Regions from separate parts of the Homo sapiens genome. Here regions 2, 3, 4 and 5 are each linked to region 1. Evidence: chromatin contacts called from ENCODE Hi-C or POLR2A ChIA-PET data. All regions are on one chromosome and are shown on one strand. The core of a region is the stretch at or near the end of the contact, and the rest is flanking DNA. Distances in the headings are between cores, read along the strand shown.

Region 1 (2,700 bases), core at 70-2,569:
AGCACTGGTTCTCAAACTTGAGTGTGCATTGGAATCACCTGGAGGGTTTGTTAAAACACAGAGTGCCTGGACCCACCCCAGAATTTTGGATTCAGTGGTCTGGGGCGGGTCCTAAGAATTTGCATCTCTAACAAGTTTCCAGGTGATGCTGATGCTGCTGGATCACATTTTGAGAATTACTATGTACTTCTTGAGAACTACTTTGAGAATTATTATGTACTGTAGAAGTACAATGCACTGTAGTAGAGCATTGTGAGAAATATAAAAAAGTATTAGAGGCCGGGTGTGGTGGCTCATGCCTGTAATTCCAGTACTTTGGGAGGCTGTGGCGGGTAAATCACCTGAGGTCAGGAGTTCGAGAGCAGCCTGGCCAACACGGTGAAACCCCATGTCTACTAAAAATACAAAAATTAGCAAGGCGTGGTGGTGGGCACCTGTAACCACAGCTACTCCAGAGGCTGAGGCTGGAGAATTGCTTGAGCCCAGGAGGTGGAGGTTGTAGTGAGCAGAGATCATGCCATTGCACTCCAGCCTGGGCAACAAGAGTGGAACTCTGTTTCAAAAAAAAAAAAAAAAAGAAAAAAAAGTATTAGGTACAATTCCTGTCATTAAGGAGCTTATGCTGTAGTTGGGGGAGATACAACGTACACTATAAACATATAACAAGGAATATATGTATTTGACAATATAAAATATAATACAATATAATATTTGACATTGATGGGGTCTTTAGGAGAAGATGGGATTTGATCTGGGTACTAAAACATGATGAGGCCAAAGGTTCATAGGCATTCTTGGATATAAAAGAAGGAAAATATAGAGGTGTACAGGGGTGGGGTGGTAGATACTTGTTTATCTAGCTTACAGCTTTTAATTTTTATTTTTTATAGAGATGGGGTCTTGCTATGTTGCCCAGGCTGGTCTGGAACTCCTGAGCTCAATGGATCTTCCCACCTTTTCCTCCCAAAGTGCTGGGATTACAGGTGTGAGCCACCACGCCCAGCTTTGTCTAGGACACTTATGGGGGCATAAGACCAAAAAGGTTGGTGCAGTCTGTGAAGAGCCTTGAAAGCCTGTCCTTCTCCTCAGCTCCACCCACTTCATAGCCTTACCAAAAGTGCTGCACAGCCAGAAAGAGGAAGTCTCCCCTGCTGAGTGTGCAAGAGGAAGCACAAGAAGGCTCTGAGGGCCTGTGAGCCATAATGACTGATTTCACCCATGAGCCAATTGCAGAGGCAACAGAAGACCAGTGCACCAACCAGGCTGGGTCCCTCCGCCAGAGGGTGTCACCATCTAAGCTGAAAGTGTTTGGGGAGATCAGACATTGCTGTCTGGTGCTCCTCTCTCAGTGGCCATCATGTCTTTGACATCTGCTTACCAGCATAAATTAGCAGAGAAGCTCACTATCCTGAATGATCGCGGTCAGGGGGTTCTCATCCGTATGTATAACATCAAGAAGGTAAGCATGAACAATGGGACTAGTACTGATTATTCCAACAATAATAGGGCAGGGAACCCTGAGGCGGCAGGTGCAGCAGTTAGACTCCCACCTTTTTTTCCACTGCTTTTCCACTGACTATAATCTACATAATCACTCAGATTATACAGGCCAGCCAGTTCAGGAAGGCAGAAGTGGAGGCTTCTTTTCAAGGCTTCCCCTTTCTAGATATGATTCTTGCCCCAACGATGGCATCTGCTTTCCTCTGGGGATGGGGGTGAGGGTGGGGATGGGGAAACAACAGTGGTATTCCAAGTGACTTGGATAAAGGTCTGGGGTCCAACCTTCTGGGTTTTATTATTTATTGTTGATCCTCTACACTCTGAAGAGATCTGAAGCTGGGTCTCTGGCAAAAACTTTTCTGTGGAAGTGCTTCCCTAAAAGGAAAAAAAATAGATAATTAGGTATTTAGATTAAAAAGGGTAGGTGTCTTCTGAGCTGCTCCTGGGGTAGTTCATGCTGTGGTGGTTGTGTGTGTGTGTGTGTGTGTGTGTGTGTGTGTGTTTAGAATAGGAACTGAGGAATTGAAAGAAGCTAGTGACAAGAGGTGGGCTAGGGGCTGGGCAAACCATAGGAAGTAAAGAGATAAAGACAGGGGTGTTTATGGGGAGTTCCTGGCATAGAAAATAGGGGACTTTGGGGGAGGGAGCTTTTGTGTTTTTTGTAATAAAACAAATCACCAGGAACACGGTTTCTCTGTCACCATGAATCCTGTAAATGCCCTTTGGGATAAGATACTTACATAGTGAACAAAATTGTGACACTGAATCTTGTACAAAGTCTAACTCCTGAGCAGCTGCTTTTCTTGTTCCTTCCGGCTTCAGTTGAGGGGCGGGGAAACAGCTTCCTCTTTGTGCTGGGGCCAAGCAGGCATTAAACTCTACCCATCAAGACAAAATGCCTAGGTTGTTATTTCGCTCTTAGATACTTGGCTTAATGTCTTGGAATTTTTTCTTGACCTACTCTTATGCTTTTTATTTTTATATTTATTTATTTATTTATTTATTTATTTATTTTCGGAGTCTCGCTCTGTCGCCCAGGCTGGAGTGCAGTGGCACGATCTTGGCTCACTGCAACCTCCGCCTCCCGGGTTCAAGCGATTCTCCTGCCTCAGCCTCCCAAGTACCTGGGACTACAGTTGTGCACCACCATGCCCAGCTAATTTTTGTATTTTTAGTAGAGACGGGGTTTCACCATGTTGG
Region 2 (2,700 bases), core at 20-2,519, 310 kb before region 1:
TTGAGCAACTCATTTAACTCTCTTCTCTATGGAAAATCACATACTCCATCCAACCTACCACCTGTTAACTCATTTTTTTTTTCAATACTTATGAGTCTCTTACATGACAGGCACTGCAGCAGTCTCTTGATGAGGAAGAAATCCAAAAAGAGTAAAATGTAGGCCAGGCTTTCTGTAAGCTCATAATCTGCTGTGAGGGCAAATAAACAACTAACTGTAATACAGTGTGATGTGAGCTTTAATACCCGGAACAAAACACTAAGAGAACCCAAAGGAGGAACTTGTAAGTTCTACCCAAAGTCGCCCCAAGAGCCAGAGGCTTAAGAAATGTAGATATTTTATAAAATACGGTGTCATACTACATTAAGCACAAAGACAGCGGAGTTGGACCAAGCGATAAGGCTGACCACCAAGGGCCGACTTCAGACTGATGTCAGACTTCTCTGACATCAAATCCGGGAAGTGAGGAAGGAATCGAAATCACATATGCACTCCCCTGTCCTTTGGAGGCACTCCGGGAGTCCAGGGACAATAATAAATATCCTTAAACGAAATAATAATAATAATAATAATAATAATAAATAATAATAATAATAATAATAATAATAATAATAATAATAATAATGCATAGGCCGGGCGCGGTGGCTCACACCCGTAATCCGAGCACTTTGGGAGGCCGAGGCGGGCGGATCACGAGGTCAGGACTTCGAGACCAGCCTGACCAACATGGTGAAACCCAGTCTCTACTAAATACAAAAATTAGCTGGGCATGGTGGCGCGCGCCTGTAATCCCACCTACTCGGGAGGCTGAGGCAGAAGAATCGCTTGAACCCGGGAGGCGGAGGCTGCAGTGAGCTGAGATCGCGCCATTGCACTCCAGCCTGGAATTCAGAGCAAAATTCCGTCTCAGAAAAATAAATAAATAAACAATAATAATAATAAAGCATAAACTCAAAAAGACCATTTCATCTGGTTCCAAAGGGGCCGACTACTAAGGCACCATACAAAACCTCCGGGGGCGCCCGCTGGCTCCGGCCGACTGGAAAGCCTTGATCCTGCAGACCTCCCAGGCGGTTTCATAGGCTGGGCTCTCCCTGCACTGAGTCTTACCCCATACGGAGGGAGGGACCCCAAAATATAGAAATTCTAACCACCCTCTCGGCTCAGCCCCGACGACCCTGGGAGCCGTCAACTTGCCCCCACAGTCCCGGATTCCCAGCCCCCTACTTCCTCACCTGGTCCAGCTCCCCATCCCGTTTCCGGTTCCTTTCCCCCACCCCAAACCCAACCCCCGGCGCTAAGGACAGTGGGAGTCGTAGTCTACATTGTTTAGGGAAGGAGATTGGCGTACCCGCAGCCACTTCCGCCGGAAATGCTCCAATCCCGGAAGGCGCACTAAATTAGCCCTAAAGATCGCTGGGAATTGTAGTTTAATCTTTCCATCAGCGTTAAATCAGGAAGTCTTGAGAAGTGAAAAGCCACAGCCTGTAAGTACCTAGGAAATCCTGGGTTCTATCCCTAAAGGGCATCGCCCTTCCAAAAGTTCATTCACTATTTTCCCAAAGGGATTGCAAATCAGGAAGCTTCAACCATCCCCAATCCCTCACCCACCTGAAGGTATTAACAATAGCTAAAGACCATTGCTAGGCCCCCTGCCACCGTGGGTATAAGAGACTTCTCCTTTGCAGCCTGCCATTACTTATACAGAACATCCACGAAGACATTTCTGGTAGCTCCTAACAACTTTTTAGCAAGGGGCATCCCCCATTACTGTCCAAGCCCATCTCCAGAGTGTCACCATTTTGACTTCTTTCTCTGCCTTGCTATCTGCCCAACCCTATAACCTCAGTATTAGTCAAGAGTTTTCCAGAGAACAGAACTAACAGGATATCTATCTATATGACGAGATTTATTCCAAGAATTGGCTCACAGGATTGTGGAGGCCAAGAAGTCCCACAGTCTCCCGCTCTGCTGTCTATACACTGGAGAACCAGGAAAACAGGTGGTATAATTCAGGAAAGTCCAAAGCAGGGGAGGAGGCTCACTGCTAAGTCCCAGAGCCTGAAGGACGAAGAACCAGGAACTCCAATGATGTCCAAAGGCAGGTAAAATAGATGTCCCAGCTCATGAAGAAAGAGAATTTGCCTTCCTCCACTCTTTTGTTCTACTGGCCCCCAAGGGATTGGATGGTTCCCACCCATATTAATGAGGGTGATCTTCTTAGTCTACCAATTCAAATGCAAATCTCTTCCAGAAACACTCCACAGACATATCCAGAAATAATGTTTTACCAGCTATCTGGGTGTCCCTTAGACCACTCAAGTAGACACATAAAGTTAGCTATCACTCTTCCATCCAAATCTTCTCCCTCAAATACTTTGTCCAGGAAGGCTTCCCTGATCAATCCTCATCCCATGGCTGCACCTAACAGTCCATTCCCCCACCATTCCCCCATCCCAATATCTATGTCCAAATCTGTCCTATTCCTAGTTTTGTTCTTGTGCTCTATCTGGGTCTGGTTCTGTGTCGTGACTCTAAAACTTTCATTAGACTGGGAACCCCCTAAGGTTAGTTATCTTCTATATTCCTCCCACCCCACAATCTCCACACACCTTAGCACAGCCAAGGCTCTAATCACAGAAGCAAGGTCTCCCTGTGAGTGGTAGAAAAGGAGACCTATAAACCCCAGAACAGGAAGAA
Region 3 (2,718 bases), core at 125-2,624, 280 kb before region 1:
CCCATTTCACGGATCAGGACATGGGGCTTCAAACCGAGGTCACACAGCTAGGACAGTGCATGATTTAAAGCCAGGCCTCCACCCAAAACTTTATTTGGTGTCCCTACTATGTGCTAATCAAGGTGTGGTTCCTGCTCACCCAGGTCACCCAGAGAAACAAAGTAGAAGAGCCATAGGATTTCTGACCAGGCTGGCGAGAACAGGGCAAGCTTCCCAGAGGAGCCTTTTCTAGGGTTGCAGGGAGGACATTTCAGGAGCGGCCCTGAATGCGCCAAAGCTAGGGGATGGGACTGGCGAGTTGCCACGGGAGCCCACGTGAGGGTCTTCGAGGAGGTCTGCGCCACCCGGGTGCAACCCGAGGCTACGGTTCATCCAAACACACCTCGCCCCATCCGGCTGGGGAAGGACTTCCTGCAAGCCCTGAGTGGGGGTGTGTGGCGGGACCACCCAGGTGTCCATCCAGGTGGGCAGTGAGCGTGAGAGCACCTGGTCAGGAACCTCCCACCTCTCGGGCCCTGCAGCCGCTTCCGTGGGGGAAGGGCAGCCGACTTCACCTAAGCTTCCACCTACTGCATCTAACCCTTAACTGTATCTCCCGCCCCCACCACCCCTGACGGGTTCCCATTATAAGAGGGTTTCAGATAACTCACCTCCCACCCCGGGAACGACGTCATCACCCCTTCACCCTCTGCCACCACGTCTGACTCCAACGGGGAAGTCCTTCCTGGTGTCTGACCACCCTTCCTCCTGCTGCAGCTTCAGCTAAACCTAACAACTTCTGACCTCACAGGAGAAAGGGGCTGCCTTAACTTTCCTTCTCTGAGCTAAACAATCCAAATCTCCAGCCCCTTTTCCACGCTCACATCCCATTTTCCCGTTCTAACAAAGCTTTCCTTTAGGGGCCTGGATCTTCCGTTTTTCCCGCCTTCCGACGTCAGATCAATCCATGACAGCTTTCTGATTGGCTAACCCCTCCCTTCTAATTGCCCCTGTCACTTCAGAACCTCCCCTGCTGTATCAATATGTAAGTCCCACAGATGGCCTCAGTTTCCCTGGTAGGGAGTTGAGCCGCCTCTTGGCACCCTCTTGCTTTGGGAGGAGGGGTGTCCTGCTCAACTCACCCGAGTCATCTCTTCCCTGCCCAAGCTTCTGAACAGGACACTGCCACATTGTCATTCATCTGAAAAGCATTTATTGAGCGCCTACTATATGTCTGGCCCGAATTCTTGTCTCAGCTCACAGCCCTCCGGTTGCTCCATAGGCTTAGGGGAAGGAGCAGGAGATCTTGAAATGCCAATCTCCAGTCTGGAGCGTGGGGTAAGAGAACTGAAGTCGTCTGCGACTGAGTGAAGCCACCGAGGAGGGGCGGGGAGGTGGGACGCCTGCAGGTCTCGGCGCTCGGAAACCGCGGAGAGGAAGCATCGCTAGGCGCCCCACCCTCACAGCGCTCAAACCTGACGCCGGATTTCCCATTCTTAGCGCAAGGAAGACCCCTTGTGGCCATTGTGGGAAGAGTCAGCAAGGGAAAAAAAAAAAAGCGGGAAAAAAAACAAGCCAGAGCCGGGAGATGACAGCCTCAGCCCAGACTCCCTTCCAGTTCTTGCCTAGCGTGGGGACTTATTCTTTGGTCGTTGGGTGGGGGAGAGGGGGCGGGAGTTGATGCCCAGGCCCCACTCCCACACCCTCAGAACCCAACATTTGGGACTTTGGGAATAATCTTCTCACTAAACCACCCGGAAAAATAAAACAGAAACAATAGCAAATGTGACTATGGTTAGACTTCTGTAGGGACTTCTCAAGAAGCGGATGGGAGGCAGAAGGACGGGTCACAATAAAGGGATGAAAGAAATCAGGTCTTCCGGACGACCCCCTCCCTGGCTATGGGGAGGGGTAATTCTGGGAGACCCGGGCGGGTGTGGGATCATCTACCCACCCTGCGGCTCCTTCCCGCTCGCAGTGAAGGAAGGACGCTCAGACCAACAGGGGCTCAGGTATTCTGGGTGTCAGGACCCTTCCTCCTGCACGCATCTTACGCAGGGTGGGGCTGAGGGCGTGAGGGCACAAGTCATTGAGGACATGGAGGGAACCCACGCTCGTCCCGATAGATTGTCACGGTCCTGAGGCGGGACGGTCAGGACAGGGAAGATGTATTTCTTCCCCCTGCATCCCCTCCCGCACCGCGTCTGAACTCCTCTGGGAGCGCAAGAACAGTAACAATGCTGCGCCCCTTCCCCCACCCTTTGACTCCGCTCGCAACCTAGCCCGGGCCGGGCAGCGCGAATTTGCATACATTTGCATACCCAGCTGCGCACAGCTGCATTCGGCTTTGGGCCATAAATTCGTGGCTGGCGGCTCTGGGCGAGCAGGCCCCACGCGGGGCAGGCGTTCTCCCTGCGCGCCTCCGCCGCGGCTGTTCACGTCCCGGGTACTGGCGCGTTCTCACGCCTCCCTGAGTAACCGCTGGATCAGTCCTGCCCGGACCCGGCTCCCCTGGCTCGAGCCACCTTCTGGGCATGTCTGTCTCGCACTGGCGCAGGCCAAGCCTGCAATCTCAGATTCTGGTTCCTCCATTTCTCTTGGACTCGACTTGGTCAATGTCTCCTGAATGCGCTCATCTTTACCTGACGCCTTGGACCAGGGGCTTCTGGTGGGATTTTCCTGCTAGGACTGGTGCATAGCCTCTTAGGTGGTAGTCCTGCCTCTGGGGTTACCTTGCTA
Region 4 (2,700 bases), core at 17-2,516, 490 kb after region 1:
AGTTGAAGGTTCCTACCTCCAACCTCCCATCCTAGGTACTGCCCTGCACCATCTAGAAAGTCTCCTTACCTCTCTACTCAGGACCATTTGTGGTATACAGAGTCACTAGTACTTCCCTGGATATCTCCTGTAAATGCTCACAGTCTTGTCAAATCACTTCTGTGGAACTCTCCTTTCTTGTCCTTGCCCTGCCCTGGGGACCCACCCTTTTTCTTCCACCCACTGGTGAGCTTAGTGGCACAGAAGGGGCATGGGAAAACCCCAGGGTGGAGGATCTTTCCACTCCTCCATCTACCCCAAAACTCATGTAGGTGGTGATATGCTCTGCCTGCTACCACTGGGGCAAGGGGTGTTGGAGGAGCATGAAGCCCCCAATATTATGTAGGTCACTGAGAAGGCAACACATCCATCTATCTATCTTTGAGATGTGAACCCTGAAATCTGGTCCTGATGGTGGCTATCCATCTATCTTGAGCCTCCCGGTGAATTTGACCTTACCTCACTCAAGTGTGTACATCCTCCCTCGTAGCTGACCTCAATATATCTTGCTGCAGTTTATCTCAACAAGTTTCTTCTACAGCTTCTGAAGAAAGAGGTCATACCCACAGAAAGCAAAGTTGATTTCAGCCAGGTACTCTCAATGGTTGGAGCTATGGACACTAGAGTAGGGCCTGAAATGAAACCGGGAAACTTCTTCCTTGAGAACTTTTCGATGTTATAATCAGATGGAAATTGCAGCAACAATGAGTTCAGCAAGACACAGAGAAGAACTTTGCAGGTGAGAAAGGTGAAAAAAAATTCCTAAAATGTTATTCAAGTCATCAAAGAGACCCAAGTTTTGAGAATCTAGAAAGATTACCTCTCTGATAATAAAGAGAAAACAAACAAACGAAAGCAAAAGGGCACCCAGCATCGTTCTCCTAGGCATAATGATGGATGCTTTTAAGGTTGAAGTAAGAGTGGTGGGAGATTTTCTCTTGATTTTCCCTTGACTTGACAGCCTGATTTTTCTCTGACATGTTTCCTTCTTTCTCCTAGCATCACCCTAAATCAGTACAGCCTTGAAACTGAGATAAAGGCTGTGCTTACCTGTCTGCTGGTAGAAAGCTGAGTTTGAGGCAAAGCAGTTGTCGAAGCTGGGCCGAGGCCTTCACAGGTGTGGGCACAGAGGTGAAGCAAGTGAGAAAGTATCATGTTGTAGATTATGCCTTTCTCCCTGAACTCATTCAACTGCTGTTGCCTGCTCAAAAGGGGAAGCGGAAATGAGAACACACCACACACACACACATCCACACATGTAGATGCAGTCCCCGCCTCCTGGCCCAGCCACATCCTTTGCTCCGGCTCAGGAGACTGAGCGAAGGACAAACCATCCGTAGACACGGTGCTCACAACTAGGAAGACCTTCCTGCCCCAGAGCTGCCTCTGTCTTTCCAGAAAAACAGGAGATCTTTTCCTATTAAGGCAAAGGTACAGTCCATTTAAAGAGGTGTGTGCAGGAGTCTTCCTACCATATAACTAGAATTCCACTGCTGCAGATAAATCCTTCTGTCCTCAGGAGAGCTGTCTGAAAATGGGAAAGCTCTCTCTCATAAATGATCTGGCGTTTATCTCAGAGAAGAAGTTTCCAGTCGTATCACACACTTGAGAGGGCTCTGAGCCAGTCGCTCTGTGTTGATAACTTTCATACTCTGGTAAATTCCCCCGAAGCTTGTTTTTGAATACTGACTACTTTTTTTTTCTGTTAGTTTCTTAACTTTGTTTTATGTTCAAACCACTTCAAAGTTTTTGTTTTTGTAGTAAATGACTGCTTTCCCCAACGTTTTCAAAGCTGAACTTTTAAAATCGGTTACACCCTGAAGATGTCTTCAGTTTATTGGTTTTCAGTTTGGAAAAGGCTTGTTGAACTCTAAAAGGTTTCTCCCAGGCCTCAATCACTTTCACCCACCGGGAGCATCCAGCACTGCTAACTATCCCTCCTCGCTTCTCCAGTATCTCTGAACACTCTTCTCCGTAGGATGCTGCTGCATTTTGGATATCTTCTTTCTGTCTCTCTCCTGATTCTACTGTTTCCTTCTTTAAATCATTTATTTATGAATGTATATCACAATATTTATTCTACAAGGCACTCCTCTAATGTGTTAATTGTGACTGATTTTCACATGTTCATTACCTTCTTTCTGATTTTTTGGCTATAGGTATAGTTAGATTTTTTTTTTACCATGTTTCTAAATTCCATTTCCAATCATCAATGGGACAACTCCATTGAGTATCCATAGTATAGCTATAATATGGTAGAAATAATCCTAAATAAAATTCTTGCTTGGCAAATTAAGTTCTCAAAACATTATTTTCTTCAAGTATAATGTGAGGAAAATAACAATTCTCTCTGTTTCTCACTCAACCCTTCTCCCACGCTATTCCTTTTACGTAGGCATGAAAATATCTAACATATTTTCTCAGGACATAGTAGATGCTAAATATGTGCTTCTCTGAGAATTAGCTTCACAGTCAACAAGTAAAATGCTAAATCCAACACGCCCTAATTCTCTTTATTTACTATTCTTTTCCGTACAAATTAACTATAAAAGCTGAACTAATGGAAACTTAACAACTCTTTTAAATCCTAAGTTTCTAGAATTCAATGTTTTCCTTAACAGTTGTTTTCCAATATGTTTGGGAAATGGAGAATATAACTTC
Region 5 (2,700 bases), core at 186-2,685, 260 kb before region 1:
GTATAATTTTTGACATAATTTATATAAGCACACAGAATTCAATCAGCAGCTGAGCAGGGAAGCAATGTTAACAAATGCTATGAATGGGTATATGATTTGCATATTATGTGGCTCATCTGTGGACTGGAGCAATCCATCCATTCCCCTCATTACTCTGAATAATCTAGAAATGGTAGATGCTCCTGGCCAGACAGCTGTATGTTTTAAAAATCAAAAACAACAAGAAAAGCAGCCTCATGGCTGGTGCGCTCTAGAATTAAGGCTATATTAAGCATTTATTCTTATTTCCTCAGCTTTGGGGCTGGGACAAGGATCCTCAAAACCCTGCTATTTCCTTACTTTTAATTGTGATTCTCTAGCCCTCCTCAACTACAAAAAGAAAAGGATAAAGTAGGGCATTTCTTGGGGGACAAAGGCAGAAGGATATGATCAGACAAATTTCTCAATAGCAACACAAGAAGAAACCAAAACGAAGTATTTTGCTGAGTAAGAAGAAAAGGGTGTGTCAACATGCTAATGCCAGGGCCTGTCACTTTCCAAGGTGACAGTCTTTCAGGAACATGCCTTTATTTTTATTTATATTTTTTAGAGACAGGGGGTCTCACTACATTGCCCAGGCTGGTCTCAAACTTCTGGCTTCAAGCAATTCTCCTGCCTCAGCCTCCCAAAGTGCTGGGATTACAGGCGGTAGCCACTGTGCCTGGCCATGAAAATTCATTTTAAAAAATAAGATACAACTATAAGTTTGAGGGTAGAAAAAGGGAAGAGCATTAATATTTTGGGGACTCTTGGTGGTAAATCCAGGAGCCAAGAATGCAGGAGACATAACTGCTATGAACACTTAAAATTGATATTGTGGCCAACAGCTCACCTCTAAAACTTCCCCACTGAAAATAATGGCATGGAAGGGAAACTCGGGTCCACTGAGAAGTGAGGGTCAGGTTTGAAGCCTCTTTGGTAACAGGAATGCTTTGGGAGGCCACAAAAGTTGGCAGGGTTGGAGGGTGCCTAGCACCTTGGCACAAGCAAGCACCAGGCAATCACTCACACCTACATAAATATACAGTCTAAATATGAGGAATGGAAAGAAATCATACATACATACCATATATGATAATAAAGACAATTGTACCCTACCCCATCATCCTCATGTACTATAGCTACAAATCTGCACAGTTAATAATCTTGTCATTTTATCACAAATTGATATCACTTTACAGAAGCAGAAGTGGGGAGTGCTAAAAGCAATACCGAAAGTCCTGGGGCTAAAAAGAGTGTCTTGACAGATTTCAGTGTAAAATTTCAAATCTTCCAAAGGATGGAGTAATTCTGGGAGGATGAGTGAGGATGAACAACAGAGGGTGGCCCAGAAGACCACACCAGAAACCCTGTATTCTCCTGGGTAGAGCTGAACAAGGTTGGGAAAGCCCCAACAGGTAGGCAGTTGCTATTGGCTTTTTAACAGATGGGCAACATCCTTTCCATCTCAACATGTCAGAACAAAGGCCAGCTAGTCAGCAACATGTTCTAAGAACCAAAGCAAGAAACCAAAATTCAACATCATTGTAACAAAATCCCCCAACCTAAAAAGCGACCAACCCTGAAAAGATCAAGACTCTAAGGTGATTAAAAAGTTGAAACTCATCTTGAGGTCACAGGGAAGCAGAAGGAAGAGATCAGGGCAAAGGAAAAAAAAATTGTGGGTATTACACTCAGTATGTAAATGCCTGGTCTTCACAGAGAGACACTTATCATTAATCAGACCATCAGTTATGTTACAAGAGAACCAATACCAACATTTCTCCTGTGGAGCACAGTGATAAGCACATTTTTTATGGATGTGTTTAGGATAGAAAGGGGTGGGTAGAAAGGAGAGGAGGCAGGGAGGTGAATGTATTATGTACAAAGAGAAATGACAGAGACCATCCCCTCCTTTAGCTCTTTGCTGTTTCTTTCTCTTTGTTTTCCGCATCCTCAGGATATGCATGCCATGTCAGTCTCTCTTCATAAAATGCTATCACAATTTGTGGACATTTCACATTAGCTTCTTTTGCAAGAACCAGGTCAGCTTCATCTGTGTCTTTCCTGGAGAGAAAGAATATGAGACTTAAAAGGAGAGGAAGAGTGAAAGAATCTGTCCAGACATACGTTTATGTCATTATATGGATTTAGTTGACTTGATTTCCTCCTCACCTTGGTTTCAAGGTGAAAAGGACCCTTTCAATATTTTCAAGAAGAAATGTAAGTAAATGGATTAATAGCTAATATATTATACAGAAACAGATGTCTGTAGCTAGAATTTAGATGTAAACCATGGTGGGCTTAGGTTAAAAAGATGAATAATAAATAATATTAATCTGCTTCCAAAATTTTTATTTGTGAATATGAGCATGTGAGTGAACCCAATCAAACCTACATTCAGGGGCCGGGCACGGTGGCTCACACCTGTAATCCCAGCACTTTGGGAGGCCGAGGCGGGTGGATCACGAGGTCAGGAGATCGAGACCATCCTGGCTCACACGGTGAAACCCCGACTCTACTAAAAGTACAAAAAATTAGCCGGGCGTGGTGGCGGGCGCCTGTAGTCCCAGCTACTCGGGAGGCTGAGGCAGGAGAATGGCGTGAACCCGGGAGGCGGAGCTTGCAGTGAGCTGAGATCGCGCCACTGCACTCTAGCCTGAGCAACAGTGCAAGACTCCG

What was found. A loop is a pair of places that touch in the nucleus more often than their neighbours do. ChIA-PET counts read pairs that join two places held with the same protein, here RNA polymerase II (POLR2A). Pooled maps may share reads with other maps.
Region 2: a loop to region 1 is called in a pooled map, with 6 times the contacts of the local background. The contact joins the promoter of SMUG1 here to the promoter of NCKAP1L in region 1. A Hi-C loop is called at or near these places in 6 of 50 pooled maps. POLR2A ChIA-PET finds 5 or more read pairs at or near these places in 2 of 52 experiments (activated T-cell and endothelial cell of umbilical vein).
Region 3: a pooled map shows a loop between it and region 1 (7-fold over the local background). The contact joins the enhancer-like site here to the promoter of NCKAP1L in region 1. A Hi-C loop is called at or near these places in 1 of 37 single-sample maps with no recorded cell type and 7 of 50 pooled maps. POLR2A ChIA-PET finds 5 or more read pairs at or near these places in 1 of 52 experiments (T-cell).
Region 4: a loop to region 1 is called in a pooled map, with 14 times the contacts of the local background. The contact joins the promoter of TESPA1 here to the promoter of NCKAP1L in region 1. A Hi-C loop is called at or near these places in 2 of 37 single-sample maps with no recorded cell type and 12 of 50 pooled maps. POLR2A ChIA-PET finds 5 or more read pairs at or near these places in 1 of 52 experiments (CD4-positive, alpha-beta T cell).
Region 5: a loop to region 1 is called in a pooled map, with 2.1 times the contacts of the local background. The contact joins the enhancer-like site here to the promoter of NCKAP1L in region 1. A Hi-C loop is called at or near these places in 1 of 50 pooled maps. POLR2A ChIA-PET finds 5 or more read pairs at or near these places in 3 of 52 experiments (A673, GM12878 and WTC11).

Annotation. Positions count from the first base shown.
Region 1 is chr12:54,496,433-54,499,132 of GRCh38, forward strand. NCKAP1L (NCK associated protein 1 like) reads left to right here and starts at 1,320. Exons shown (of 31, transcript NM_005337.5): 1 at 1,320-1,459. The coding sequence starts at 1,358. RefSeq lists enhancers at 1,282-1,341, 1,452-1,511.
Region 2 is chr12:54,187,716-54,190,415 of GRCh38, forward strand. It overlaps SMUG1 (single-strand-selective monofunctional uracil-DNA glycosylase 1), which reads right to left and starts at 1,270. Exons shown (of 4, transcript NM_001243787.2): 1 at 1,236-1,270; 2 at 104-187. LOC105369777 (a long non-coding RNA gene) reads left to right here and starts at 1,382. Exons shown (of 3, transcript XR_944984.2): 1 at 1,382-1,487.
Region 3 is chr12:54,215,722-54,218,439 of GRCh38, forward strand. No RefSeq gene overlaps it. Among named protein-coding and RNA genes, the nearest start is that of MIR3198-2, 14 kb to the right of the region's middle. RefSeq lists silencers at 279-464, 2,266-2,315. Within about 2 kb of position 1,375, at least 8 of the 41 ENCODE cell types and tissues checked have a DNase peak (open chromatin) inside an H3K27ac peak, as active enhancers do.
Region 4 is chr12:54,983,496-54,986,195 of GRCh38, forward strand. It overlaps TESPA1 (thymocyte expressed, positive selection associated 1), which reads right to left and starts at 1,267. Exons shown (of 11, transcript NM_001136030.3): 1 at 1,090-1,267. It overlaps LOC107984515 (a long non-coding RNA gene), which reads left to right and starts at 1,356. Exons shown (of 2, transcript XR_001749161.2): 1 at 1,356-1,470.
Region 5 is chr12:54,239,821-54,242,520 of GRCh38, forward strand. It overlaps CBX5 (chromobox 5), which reads right to left. Exons shown (of 5, transcript NM_012117.3): 5 at 1-2,085. The coding sequence ends at 1,935. Among named protein-coding and RNA genes, the nearest start is that of MIR3198-2, 9.7 kb to the left of the region's middle. Within about 2 kb of position 1,436, at least 2 of the 41 ENCODE cell types and tissues checked have a DNase peak (open chromatin) inside an H3K27ac peak, as active enhancers do; they include GM12878, where a contact is called at or near this core.